2 separate regions of the Mus musculus genome follow, and region 1 is linked to region 2. Evidence: chromatin contacts called from ENCODE Hi-C data. All regions are on one chromosome and are shown on one strand. The core of a region is the stretch at or near the end of the contact, and the rest is flanking DNA. Distances in the headings are between cores, read along the strand shown.

What was found. Hi-C counts contacts between places; a loop is a spot of excess contacts on that map.
Region 1: a loop to region 2 is called in a map of gastrocnemius, with 4 times the contacts of the local background. The contact joins the promoter of Catspere2 here to the promoter of Zbtb18 in region 2. A Hi-C loop is called at or near these places in 2 of 37 maps with a recorded cell type or tissue (T-helper 2 cell and gastrocnemius).

Annotation. Positions count from the first base shown.
Region 1 is chr1:177,989,864-177,992,715 of GRCm38, reverse strand. It overlaps Catspere2 (cation channel sperm associated auxiliary subunit epsilon 2), which reads right to left and starts at 1,318. Exons shown (of 23, transcript NM_001368822.1): 1 at 1,132-1,318. The coding sequence starts at 1,199.
Region 2 is chr1:177,440,987-177,443,703 of GRCm38, reverse strand. It overlaps Zbtb18 (zinc finger and BTB domain containing 18), which reads right to left and starts at 1,353. Exons shown (of 2, transcript NM_001355099.1): 1 at 1,109-1,353.

The sequences.
Region 1 (2,852 bases), core at 69-2,568, 550 kb before region 2:
ATAATTCTTTTTCTATGATTTATTTATTTATTTATTTATTTACTCATTTTATGTATGAGTATACCATTGCTCTCTTCAGACACACAAGAGGCATTAGATCCCATTACAGATGGCTGCAAGTCAACATGTGGCTGCTGGAAATTGAACTCAGGTCTTCTGGAAGAGCAGGCAGTGCTCATAACTGCTGAGCCATCTCTCCTGCCCCTAATTCTTATTTTTATGTAGCATACTTGAAGAATGTAATTTTCTAGTTTATGGTACTTTTTTTTTTTTTTTTTTTTGAGAAAGGGTTTCTCTGTACAGCCCTTGCTGTCCTTGGAGCTCACTCTATAGACCATGATGGCCTCAAACTCAGAGAGATCTGCCTGCCTCTGCTTCCGGAGTGCTGGGATTAAAGGCATGAGCCATCATCATCTGGCTTAAGGTGCATTTTAACCCATGTGAAATCTAAAATATTTTGATATCCCTTTCAAGGTAGTGATTACTGACTGAATACTGAACCATCATACCTGCTTTAAGGATCTCTCAGAACTTCATAGTATCTTCAGTATCTAAATCAATACTCCATATGGAAATTAATCTCTTTACGTTTATACAGTATTTTAGGAAAAAAAAAAAAAAAAACAAAACTCTGCTTCAACTCCTCAAGTCAGAAGCAATGTGTCCTTCCCTAGCCATCTCTGGTTCTACTTTGGGGAGGAACAGGATCCAGGTACAGGTACAGGAGGAACTTAGGAATTCATCTGGGAAGGGAAAGCTGGGCTTCAAAACCCAGCAGCAAACGGAAAAGAAAAAGATTAGTGTATGGTGGGATATGCTCAAAACAAATACATTACATTCATATATATATATATATATATATATATATATATATATATATATATATATATATATATATATAGTTATCATCCATCTGTCTGCTGCCCACCCCCTTCTTCTAATTTTCTTTTAAATAATCTAAGGCAGCAGCAAGAAGGTGCCACTGCCCTTCTGCAGAACAGGTTTTCAGAGGGCTGACTCATCTCTAAATACTCCAGAGGGAACTCAGGCCATCTGCTGGGGAGGTGGAGACCAAGCCGGGGGGAAGGGGGGGGGTCTTCAAGGCCAGTGTCCAGGGATTCATCTTTCTACCTCCACAGAGCTGAGACACAGCAGCTCAGCCACAACAGCAGCGCCGCCACCACCCGCCGGGCTAACATGGCGCCAACTCCTCCTCTAAGCAACCACTTCTGCAAGGCCTGCAGGGCTAGCAAGCTCCCAGGCTTCCGTTGCCCTGCACTGGGCATGCTGGGCACGCGCAGGGAACAAGAGCTTAACTGCTCATGCGCGCGCGGGGAGTCTCCTGTTTTACCCTGAAAGTTAGCTACTGGGTGAACGCATGAACCCAATTTTCAGAACAAAAACTCAATCTTAAAAAATCCAAGGAGACCTATAAGAGATAATAATTATAACAATTATATTGATTACAAATGATTATCGTTTTGTTTTTCGATGCAATTAGACTGGCCTCCAACTCTGTGTAGCCTAGGATGGCCTTGAACTCAGGAACTGGAGTATTAACCAAGAAAGGCTACTTACTGGCTTGCTCCCCAGGGCTTCTTTCTTATACAGCTCAGGACCACCTGGCCAGGAATGGCACCAGCCACAGTGAGCTGGGCCCTCTCACATCAGCTGAGATGCTTCAAAGTCTTGCTCACAAGTTATGCAGTTACTTCCTCCATTGAGATTACCTCTTCCCAGGTGCCTCTAGTTTGTGTCAAGTTGACAAAAAGCTAACGAGGGCAGTTCCTATGAAACGCTCAAGTAATTAATAAAATATTATATCTAATGTAAAAGATAGCACGAAATTACTTTTCTTGCTTTCATGGGGAAGAATGAACAGAAATGAATAGTCATGGCTGTTCTTGCAATTAAAAGCCAATACCAGGGATAGCGTTTTTGCTGTCAAAGGCTTTGTAAACGTGGGATAAAATTGAGAACAAACTCATTTATCACCTAGCCATATGATTTCCATGTTGAAGGGAGCAACTGAATCTTCATTCTTTGTATGTCACTCTAAGAGGAAACAGCTCAATGTTGCTAGCAGTGCAGGTACACTAAGTCAATTTAATTCGCAACTAAAGTTTAGTATAAGGAAAGTGTGGGCTGGTGTATTTGTCTTATCCACTGAATTCTATCTCTGAATAGACTGTCTTGGAATGTGTTAATCCCAACGATGGGAGGAGAAAAACCACCCACCCAAATCAACACAATCAATTAAAGAAGGCAACGAATTAAACAAATTTTTTATTTGTATACATTGCCTCCCCCAATCCACAGTCGTGTTCGAGAGGTCAGTGTTGGACATTATAGAGCTCGGGTAAGGGGGTTACTGAATGGGGGGGTCTGGTGAACAAAACAGGTGGCCTTCCTCGAGGAGAAAATAAGCATAACAAGCAATAATTTAGTCCTAAGGACCTCCGGGAACAAAGACGTGATTCTAAGGTGGGTGGAATCGGGTAGTCAGAGGGTTGTGAGACAGTTGGGTTTTGAAACAAAGACATGGTTGTTTCCTGGAACATACAGTACAGAACCATTTGAAGTTAAGGTTACAGGTGGGGCCTAGACCTGTCTTTGAGAAGCACAGGTGTAACCATAAACAGGAATGAACTTACTTTGTCTTTAACTATAAGATGACTTCAAGAGGCTGGTGAGATGACACAATGGTTACAATCACAGCAACTATCTATAACGGGATCTGGCGCTCTCTTCTGGCATGAAGGTATGCTAGCAGAGCAGAGCACTCCTGTTTCCCCCATTAAAAAGAACAGAAAAATCATTGACTTACTTCATTATCACAACTGTGATTCTCC
Region 2 (2,717 bases), core at 104-2,603:
GCAAGGTGCTGCGACATCTATGAATATCAGACACATCTCCACCGACCCTTGGGAGGTTGGAGAGTAGAAAAAAGAAGTTGGGGCCTGAGGCACAAGCGTCCCAACCCAGGCGACAACCACTTAGGCTCGCTTAGAAAACAGAGGCAGGGAGCTAGAGAACAAAACCCCAACTGTGTTCTGCTCTCGCTCACGAGTCACAAACCTAACTTTCTCTAACTTCGCGGTGAATGACACAATTCTGAACTCGTTCGGGAGGCACTCTGTGCAGATAGACACATTACTTCCCTGCCACACACACACCCTCTTTTCCACAGATGCCCTCGCCCCATTCCACTATATCCGACATTAATCACCCAGTTTACCCAGTGGGGTGGTGGTGGGGGTGAGTGACAGTTTAATGAGTCCCAAGCACCGCAATGGCCCGAAGACATCCACTCCACGGATCGACCCGTCCACCGCTACCGCGGACCCTCGGAGGTTCTGTGAGGTTAGGGGGTTTGTTTTTCAGAGGTGGGGGCAGGGTGCCCCGGGTGTGTGTGTGAGGTTCAGGGGTGGGAGAGGAGATGCAAATCTTCCCGCAGTTCGCGGTGCATAAAGCACTTCAGGGAAAGAGGAAGGGTGAAACCACGGGGAAGAAGGTGCAGGGCAGAGAGCCGGTGCAGCAGGAAAGCACCTTCCACAACGGCCGAGAAAACAGACCCCGGTCGCGGCAACAACAAAAGAAAAGTCGCAAGAAGCGGCGCGGCGACCGCTCCCCCGTCGCCGCCGCCGCGCGCCAGCCCCCGGGGCCTCCCGGCAACCGCAACCCGGGCGCCGCGCCCTCCCCCTCCCCCGGCCCTGCAGCTGCACCGGCCCCGGAGCCGCGGCCGTCCCGGGCGCTGCAGCTGCGGCGGCCCGGCCCCCTCCCCCGCCCGCCCGCCCGCCCTCCGCACCGGGAGGCGCCGCCGCAGCTGCACCGAGTCCGCCCCGCGCCGCAGCTGCACCGGCCGGGGAGCGCGGCCAGGCGAGGCGAGGCGAGCCCGCACCGCCTGCCCTCCGCCACACTAACTAACTCCGCCCGGCGGGAGCCCACGGTCGGCAGCGGGGCAGGGCGGGCGCGGGGACTCACACGGAGCGGCCCGAGTCGCCGCGTCCCCGCCGCGTCCTCCTCCTCCTCCTCCTCTGCCGCCGCCGCCGCCGCTGGACTTGTGGGCGTCCTCCGCCGGCCCCCGCCCGCCCGCCGGCCCCGGCCCGGGCCCCGCGCGCCCCCGCCGCCCCCCGCCCGCGCTGGCAGCCTGAGGCGCGCGGCCGAGCCACAGGGCCCCACTCTTTCAACGGCTCCCCATGGCAGCAGCCCAGCGGCGGCCGCAGCCTGCCAGACGCACGGGCGGGAGCGGGCGGGCGGGCGGGCGAGCGCGGCGCCGGGCCGGGGGGCGGGGCGGGCGGGGCGCGGGCGGGGGGCGGACGACGCACACGCACGCACGCGGCGGCGCGGCCCAGATGTGGCCCCGCCCGACCGGGCCGCCCCTTGCCGGCCGCTCAGCGATTGAGCGAAAGCGGCGGGCCCCGGTCTCTGGCCCGCCCCCGGCCTCGGTGGCGCCCAGTAGAAGCGCGGTGTTCCGGGAGGGCGGAGAAGCGGCGGGACTGACGGGGCAGCTCGACCAATAGGAGTGGCGGTCAGGAGCTGCCGCTTGCGCGCGCCAATCGCAGACGGCGACTGTTGGGTGGGCGTGGTCTTCTCGGGGAGGGGCGGAGCTCGCGGACCGCGGCGGCGGCGGCGGCGGCAGTAGCGGCGGCAGTGGCTCCCCTCTGGGTGACTTGGCCGTGAGAAAGTGAAAGGAGCCCGCAGGCGGCGGCGACAGCTGCGCGGGGAGGGGCCTGCTTCCCGGCTGGAGACAAGCGCGCTCTGGGGGTGTGGAGCGAGCGAGTCCGCGTGCACCGCGACGGCCATAAGTATACTTTTTCTCGGGGCAGGTGTCCCGGGGAGGCCGAGCGCGCGGGGCCGCAGCTGGCCAGGGCCAGCCTGGGGCCGCTGGGTCTGGCCCTCCTGCGGTGCTCGCCCAGGCCCCGTTCTCCTCAGGGACGCGCCGCCTCCGGCCTGCCGAGTCGGTCGCCAGGTGCATGCGAGCTACAAGCTCCTAGCGGCTGTGAGAGGCGCCTTTCCCCGGCGTCCTCTGTTCAAGTTGCAGCTGCGTTTCTTTTCACGATCCCCGCGTCCCGTCTGTACTCTCCGTGACAAGCAAAGACACTGCCCCGAGACCAGTCTTAGACCTTTCCAGTGAGATTGATACTTGTAGACGCTTTAGTCTGTTCCTTAATTGGTGCGTAAGGAGCCACGGCTTTGTAAGGAAGGGAGAGACCTTATTTTGTGTTGCACCTCTCTCCCTTCAGATAAACTTCTTCCTTACCTGTTCTTTGTGCCTAACCAGCAAAGAGGAAATGTAGAAAATTTCTGCCCTCAAGATAATGGAAGGCAAGAATAACACACAAGTAAAAAGTTGAGTAACAAGCAGGGGAGAGAATGATTCAAGACAATAAGAAAAGTGCATAGCGAGGAAGTCAACACACTAGTAATTGTCTAAATGAAATGTGTTTACTGTTTGCTATGTGAACGCTGACTGGCAAGCCTGGTTGCTAACCAACTCACCAGGAAACCTTGCAGCTGAGCAAAATCTGCTTTCTCTTTCTTCCAGGACAAACTAGTAAAGAAGTTGAAAGTAATTGTGTGGGCAAATCAG